Regions from separate parts of the Homo sapiens genome. Here region 1 is linked to region 2. A link is a contact called in ENCODE POLR2A ChIA-PET data. All regions are on one chromosome and are shown on one strand. The core of a region is the stretch at or near the end of the contact, and the rest is flanking DNA. Distances in the headings are between cores, read along the strand shown. Region 1 overlaps KDM2A (lysine demethylase 2A). Region 2 overlaps SLC29A2 (solute carrier family 29 member 2).

The links. ChIA-PET counts read pairs that join two places held with the same protein, here RNA polymerase II (POLR2A).
Region 1: POLR2A ChIA-PET joins it to region 2 with 11 read pairs in activated T-cell. The contact joins two enhancer-like sites. POLR2A ChIA-PET finds 5 or more read pairs at or near these places in 2 of 52 experiments (Panc1 and activated T-cell).

The regions. Positions count from the first base shown.
Region 1 is chr11:67,193,356-67,197,503 of GRCh38, reverse strand. All of the region lies in intron 5 of KDM2A (lysine demethylase 2A), which reads right to left. Among named protein-coding and RNA genes, the nearest start is that of GRK2, 71 kb to the left of the region's middle. RefSeq lists an enhancer at 1-136. Within about 2 kb of position 1,428, at least 4 of the 41 ENCODE cell types and tissues checked have a DNase peak (open chromatin) inside an H3K27ac peak, as active enhancers do.
Region 2 is chr11:66,362,329-66,366,178 of GRCh38, reverse strand. SLC29A2 (solute carrier family 29 member 2) reads left to right here. Exons shown (of 12, transcript NM_001532.3): 9 at 1-53; 10 at 158-243; 11 at 1,755-1,954; 12 at 2,632-3,658. The coding sequence ends at 2,743. B4GAT1-DT (B4GAT1 divergent transcript) reads right to left here. Exons shown (of 2, transcript NR_135761.1): 2 at 2,415-2,910. Among named protein-coding and RNA genes, the nearest start is that of SLC29A2, 7.5 kb to the left of the region's middle. Within about 2 kb of position 1,803, at least 5 of the 41 ENCODE cell types and tissues checked have a DNase peak (open chromatin) inside an H3K27ac peak, as active enhancers do.

The sequences.
Region 1 (4,148 bases), core at 179-2,678, 830 kb before region 2:
AAAACCTGGATAGAAAGTTAGTCACTGGCTGGGCAGAGTGGCTCACGCCTGTAATCCCAACACTTTGGTGGGGCCGAGGCGGGCTGACTGCTTGAGCTCAGGAGTTCCAAGACCAGCCTGGGCAACATGGCAAAATCCCATCTCTACAAAAAAAATACAAAAATTATCTGGGCATGGTGGTGCCCACCTGTGGTCCCAGCTACTCAGGAAGCTGAGGTGGGAGGATCGCTTGAGCCCAGGAAGTCAAGGCTGCAGGGAGGCATGATTGCCCCACTGCACTCCAGCCTGGGTGACAAAGCAATACCCTGTCTCAAAAAAAAAAAAAAAAGTTTATTTCTGATAAGGTCTGTTAGGTTAGATATAATTGCTATTTTATTTTAAATCACAGCAAAGTTATTTGTGTTCACCCTTGGGTTTATTTAGAAAATACAAGGTTACAAAGGGCTTCCAAAGATCATTATTAGCAGTAAGAAGATTACCGAGGAAAGGAAAAGTGGTAAGGAAGTGGGAAGAAAACCGAAGACTGATGACTGAATAAGATCTTACATATTTGCATAGCTCAGAAATTTGAATACTATATCCAGGAGTCTATTTTTTTTTCAACTTGTAAAAAATGGTAGTAAAATACAAAAAACATAAAATGTTCTATCTTAACCATTTTTAGGAGCACAGTTCAGTGTTATTAAATATATTCACAATGTTGTGCAACCATTACCACCATCCATCTCCATAACTCTGTTCATCTTATAAAACTGAAACTATGGCCGTTTTAAGTCCCCATTGCCCTTCTTCCCAGTAACCACTATTCTATTTTGTCTCCATGATTTTGGTTACTCTATATACTTCATGTCAGTGGAATTACACAGTATTTATATTTTTGTGGCTGGGTTATTTCACTTAGCATAAGTCCTTAGGATTCATGTAATGTGTAGTATATATCAGAATTTCCTTCCTTTTTAAGGCTAAATAATAATCCAGTGAATGGAAATAGCACATTATGCTAAAGTATTCACTGCTGATGGACATTTAGGTTGCTACATTTTAGCTACTATGAATTATCATTCAGCCAAGCACTGTGGCTCATGCTTGCAGTCCCAGCTATGCAAGAGGTTAAAGCAGGAAGATCGCTTGAGTCCAGGATTTCAAGGCCAGCTTGGGCAACACAGTGAGACCTCATCTCTTAAAACTGTAATAGGCCCACTTGCTCCCTCCTGCCATCTGGCTGACATGAAGAACTGGAGGTGGCAGCAGTGGTAGCCTGCATCTGAGGCTCATGGGCTGCAAGCCCCTGCTCGTGCACCATGGATGATTTTGCCAAAGAAAGTTTCACTGTAGTGGATTATGTCTTGTTAGAAAATTGCCCTAATATGGGTGACTATGTCGTTGCTCCTCAATTTATGACCGACAATTATGTTCGTGTGACTCAGCTTAACTGGGATGGGGTGGGTACGCAATAAAAAGATTACATCTAAGTGAGAGAAATTTAGCAATTCTTGTGGTTCTGAGATAAGTTTGAAGAAATCACAACATCTTGAGTTGATAGAAGATATTGTGGATTTGGCAAAGAAAGTTGCTGTAAGTGGTAGAAAAATTATTCCTTATTGGAGCCTATTGAGAACTGGTTATAAAATAGAAAATAAAATACTGGCAACGGAACCAGCTTTGAACTGGGTAAATACACAGGCAATATTAACAATTCTAACTAAATTAGGACAAGCTGACAATTGTTGGCTTATGTTAAGTATTTTCTTTACTGAATATAAGTACAATATAACTAAAGTTCTAACAGAAAACTGCAATTTGCTTGAAGAATTTAAAACCCAAGGTTATACAGACTGCATAGAGCATGAACAACTAATAAAAATAAAAGGAAATAAAGAGTTTTGCAAAGAAAGACTTGATACAGCTCTATTACACCAGAGCCACTGAATAGAGACCTGAAAACCATTTTCTTTATAGTAACAGAGCTCTTTGTTTTCTTCATACTGGACAGTTTAGAACACAGTCCCATGGCATAAAATTTGGAAAATAGAAGAGTTTAAAAAGAAAATAAAAATCACCAGCAATCCAACCACCTTGAAGAATATTGCTGTATTAATGTTATTCAACTTTTTTTTTTTTTTTTTTTTTTTTTGGAGACGGAGTCTCACTCGATCACCCAGGCTGGAGTGCAGTGGTGCGATCTCGGCTCACTGCAGCCTTCGCCTTCTGGGTTCAAGTGATTCTCCTGCCTTAGCCTCTCGGGTAGCTGGGACTATAGGCATGCGCCACCACGCCCGGCTAATTTGTTATGCAACTTTTAGATGGCTCAAGTCATGGATAAACTGAGACTATTTAGACTAGAGAACTGGATGGGCTTGACAGTCTTCCATCAATACCACTATTCTCAATGGGTTCTGACAAGAAATGAGCTGCAAATGTCTTTAGGTTATTGCCTCTGTCTAGGTCCAGAATTGCATATATTCTACACTGTTTGAAGGTAAGTTTGTACACTTTCAAGATCAGATGAATAGGCTGGCAATTCTAAAAGTTGAGGATTCCTGTAATAATTGAGAAGCCAATCCAAAAATCGTGCCTTGCAGGAAGTCATCCACTCTCCAGCTCCAAGAGCTAAGAGGCAAATCCAAGTATTTCTGCTCCTTCATGAATGTTGAATCTTAGATACACAAATAGGATCCTCCTAAAACCCTGCTGCAACAGCAGGTGAATCAAAGTAGGAGTACAGAAGCCAGGTAGCTTGCTGAGATAAAGGCCAAGAGCAGGTTGTGGATCTATCCTTGTACCTCCTTCCTGATGGTCTAGCTTGTGGTTTAATACCACCTACATTTTTATTAGAGGCAGGTAAGCAGCACTGAGAGCCCTCTATTTTTTACTAGGCAATCACCAATATGTATTGGGTGCCTATGTAATGCACAAAGTGTTATGCCACATTGCTTTTGTGGTGTTTTTTACCTTCTCGCAGTATTTACATGATTTACTCAATAATGCAGGGATAATGTTTTCAGGGTCCACAGTATATATAACTCCTGATCAACTGACTAGATAACATAACTTAAGAAAAGAACACGTTGTTAGTAATTCAGATGTGCCATTGACACAGGAGGACCTACGCCTCAGAAAGACTTTTATCTGAGTTACCAAGGTTGAGATGTTTTGAAAGATGCTAGATCTGGGAATCTGGCTGAGCAGCTGCTGGGACAGCTGGGGGTAAAGCAACCACCCTCCCCCAGTTTGGGAAAGGATGTACTACTCAGCTGTTCCACAAGACCAGGATTTTTATTTGCTGTCATTGAAGCAAGAACTGAGATACACAAAGAGAACAGAAATGGAACATTTTAAACTAATACTAGAAAAGAAACAAAAGGATTAAAGTCATGAATGCTAAAATTGCTGAAATAATTTATCATAAAAGATTAGAAAATATAAGTAGAAACACTCAAAGAAATGAGATTAAATTTTAAAAATAACTTTGGCAAGATTAGTATCTAAAATGGTGGACAGGTGCAGTGAGATTACGCCTATAATCTCAGCAATTTGGGAGGCCAAGACAGGAGGACAGCTTGAGGCCTGGGGCTAGAGACCAGCTTCTTCAACACAGCGAGACCCCTGTCTCAATAAATACGTATGTATGTATGTATGTATTGAGATGGGGTCTCACTCTGTTGCCCAGGCTGGAATACAACGACATGGTCTCAGCTTACCGCAACCTCCCGCTCCTGGGTTCAAGCAGTTCTTCTGCCTCAGCCTCCCAAGTAGTTGGGAGTAGAGGCGCCTGCCACCATGCCTGGCTAATTTTTGTATTTTTAGTAGATACGGCGTTTTGCCATGTTGGTCAGGCTGGTCTCGAACTCCCGACCTCAGGTGATCTGTCTGCCTCAGCCTCCCAAAGTGCCGGGATTACAGGCGTGAGCCACCATGCCCAGCCAATATATACGTATTTAAAAGGATAAAAATAATACTGTCTCCAACAACATGGCTGTGACTCTTCTGAGCACTTTATGTGTATTAACTTTTAAAACTAGAGTTTCTACTATTAATCACTATGAGAAAGTGATAACAGAATAAAAGGGAACATGAAAGTTTAAAAAATTTAAATAGATGGCCCAAATAGTCAATAAACATTTCTGAGAACATGATTATCCTTACAG
Region 2 (3,850 bases), core at 554-3,053:
CTTCCCCGCCATCACAGCCATGGTGACCAGCTCCACCAGTCCTGGGAAGTGGAGTGAGTGTCAGGGTGGAGAAGACGGCAGGGCAGGGGGTACAAAGGGGAGAGGACGGGAGAGGGGAGTTGGAGACCAGTATGAGCTGCAGCCGTTTCCCTCCCAGGTCAGTTCTTCAACCCCATCTGCTGCTTCCTCCTCTTCAACATCATGGACTGGCTGGGACGGAGCCTGACCTCTTACTTCCTGTGGGTAAGCACACCAGGGCTGGGTGATCCGATGTTTTAGGAAGCAGTTTGGGATCCGAGGGCTTGAAAGAGCATGGAGGTGATTTTCTGGTAGTCCAAATGGCCTGGTAATGCAACCACTGGCCAAGCAGCAGGGAGCACTTGGGCCCTGGAGGCGTGCAGGCCAGGGCTTGCACTGTGAGCTCCCTGAAAGCAAAAATCATGTCCAGCTGACCTCTGTGTCCCCAGCATCCAGCCTTTGCTGCTCAGAGAATGTTACATGGAGGTTCCTGCACCAGGTGAGGGACTGAGCAAGAGTCTTAGTTTTGGGGTTGGTTTTAGCCATGGTACTGTATCTTTAAATGAAATCTTCCAAAGAGACAATACATAACGCAGGTGAAAGAGGAGCTGGTCTCATCCAAGTCAGGACAGGAGCTGATCTACAGCTTCCAATCCCACTCAGAAACCCCATCTGCCCCCAAGGGGGTCTGTGGAACCACCAGTGGGTGCTCTGAGGAACCGAGTACGTAAACTGTAGATGCGGTGGAGAGCACAAGCTGGAGCCTGGGAGAGGCAGAGGTGAGCCCCAGGCCAGTCCCTGATTTCTGGGTGGACTTGGCCCAGGCCCCAGTGCTGGGTCCTCCCTCACTGGCTCACAAGGTAGGTCAGGTCAGAGGAGGTCAGGGGGTGACAGATGGGTCTATCCTATGGGTGGGCCAGGCGTGGTGGCTCACACCTATAATCCTAGCACTCTGGGGCTGGACGCGGTGGCTCACACCTGTAATCCCAGCACTCTGGGAGGCCGAGGCGGGTGGATCACGAGGTCAGGAGTTCGAGACCAGCCTGGCCAACATGGTGAAACCCCGTCTCTACTAAAAAGATAACAATTAGCAGGTGTGGTGGTGCACACCTGTAATCCCAGGGAGGCAGAGGCTGCAGTGAGCCGAGATCGCACCACTGCTCTCCAGCCTGGGAGACAGAGCGAGACTCTGTCTCAAAAACAAACAAACAAAAAAACCCCTAAAATCCGAGCACTTTGGGAGGCCAAGGCAAGAGGATCGCTTGAGCTCAGGAGTTCAAAACCAGCCTGGGCAACACAGTGAGACTTTGTCTGTACACACACACACACACAAATTTTTAATGAAAAAAATAGAGGCCGGGTATGGTGGCTCACGCCTGTAATCCCAGCACTTTGGGAGGCTGAGGCAGGTGGAACACTCGAGGTCAGAAGTTCGAGACCAGCCTGGCCAACATGATGAAACCTGGCTCTACTAAAAATATAAAAATTATCTGGGCATGGTGGTGGCAGGCGCCTATAGTCCCAGCTACTCAGGAGGCTGAAGCAGGAGGATTTCTTGAACCCAGGAGGTGGAGGTTGCAGTGAGCTGAGATCAGGGCCACTGCACTCCAGCCTGGGCAACAGAGCGAGACTCCATCTAAAAAAAAAAAAAAAAAAAGTACTCTATGGGTGTCCTGAGATGCCCTGGAGCAGAGACCTGGCTCCAGGGACCATGCTGACTTCAGCTTCTACCACAGCCAGACGAGGACAGCCGGCTGCTGCCCCTGCTGGTCTGCCTGCGGTTCCTGTTCGTGCCCCTCTTCATGCTGTGCCACGTGCCCCAGAGGTCCCGGCTGCCCATCCTCTTCCCACAGGATGCCTACTTCATCACCTTCATGCTGCTCTTTGCCGTTTCTAATGGCTACCTGGTGTCCCTCACCATGTGCCTGGCGCCCAGGTCCGGGGCAATGGGGTGGGGTGGGGGGCTGGGAGTAGGGAGGTGGGTTCAGTCTTTGGGAAGGGACCGCCTGCAATGGAGGGACGGCCCATCCTGCTTCTGGCCAGCCCAACCCTAGCTGTCTGCAGGCCTTGCTGGCGCCCCCTACTGGGCCAAGCCTTAACTGCAGGGGAGAGAACTGGGCTAGGGAGGTACCCGCCCAACCAAGTAGCCCAGGCACTGGTTCTGGGGCCGCCTCAATGTGCCTCAGTTTCCCCATCTGTAAAAAAAAATGGGTTGAACTGTCATCCCTCAGGGCCCATCTAACTGTAAAATTCTCAGTTGAAGGAGAGCTAAGGTTTTGACCAAAAACAAGGTCATGGGCTATTTCCTCAAGGGGCAATGGAGTGGAGAATCCAGAGAGAATGAAGCTGGCAGGGCAGACAGGCTGAGAGCACTGTGGAAAGGGCAGGCTGTGGAATCTGGAATCCCATCATGTTAGACTCAGAGGCCCTGAGAGACATCCTTATCCAGCAGCCTCATTTACAGACCAGGAAACTGAGGCCCGGAAAGAAGGGGCCAGTTATGGTGACAGAGGGGTTGGGTCAGAGCCCAGACTGGATGGGCAGAGGGCAGTGGAGCTGGGTCCAGATTTAGACCCAGCATTTTCTAAGAGCTCCTGTTCCCGGGTGTTCTAGGCAGGTGCTGCCACACGAGAGGGAGGTGGCCGGCGCCCTCATGACCTTCTTCCTGGCCCTGGGACTTTCCTGTGGAGCCTCCCTCTCCTTCCTCTTCAAGGCGCTGCTCTGAAGTGGCCCCTCCAGGCTCTTTGGCAGCCTCTTCTCGACGTCTCCTTCCGGAGCTGAGATCCAGCCCAGGGCGAATGGCGAGCTTGGCTCAGGCCTCTGCGGGGTGGAGGCCCCTGGGCCTGAGGCTGCCAGCAGCGGGCAGGAGCTGCTCTTCATCCACTTGGAGTGCTGTGGGGAAGAAATCACCACCGGTCATTCTAACCCTCACCCAGGAATGGGGGTGACTCGCACAAGACCTCATGGAAAGGGTGATGACTAGGGAAAAGAGGGTGCAGGGCACGGCTGCTCCCCACCACCAGGTCTGCATTTGTTCATCATCATCAGGAGCAGAGGTGACCAGAGGGTTCAGAGTGGGAGGCGGGGCCAGCCCAGGCCAGGAGCGCCTCATCTTCCCAGGCCTCAGCCACCCAGGGTAAAAGGTGCCAGGGAAGTTGTGGGCACCTGAGAGGAGGAACAGATGTGGAGGACCTGAGGGTGCTCAAAGGGCCAGGCTCAGCCTCAAGCAGTGTTTTCATTGCCAACACTTACTGTACCCACTCCGCAGAGCCCAGCTGGGCCTGGGCCCCAGGGCCACAGCTAGCCTGCATGTGTGTACTGCACTTTACAGTTTGCAAAGCTCTTCCATACCCACTCTCTCACCGAAGCCTAATTGAGGCTCTTGGAAGGAGTCAGGCAAGGATTGTGCTTCCCCCATTATACAGGTGACAAAACTGAGTCCTGGGGAAAGTGACTGGTCCGTGGTAGAGCCGGGACCCAATCCCCTCTCTCTCCTCCCTGTTGGTGCTGTTCTTCCTGCCCAACACCTGTTTCTCTTTTCCTCAAGGGGTTTGGGGCAGGAGCCTGGGCACTTACTCCCCGTTTTTGCTGTTTCTCCTTCTGACCCTGCTCTTGGGTCTAATAACCCCATTTATTTGTATGATGCGTTCACCAAGTCTTTATTTCCGAAGTGCTGTTGGCTCTATTGGCCTCAGTGAACTGGGTGGGGTCGGAAAGATTGTACCCCCTTGACAGGTGGGATGACTGAGGCCCTGAGAGGGGTAGGGATTGGTGGGCATCTCTGTGCTGGGTCCTCTGGACCACATGATAGCTGGGGGGTACTGACCTGCAA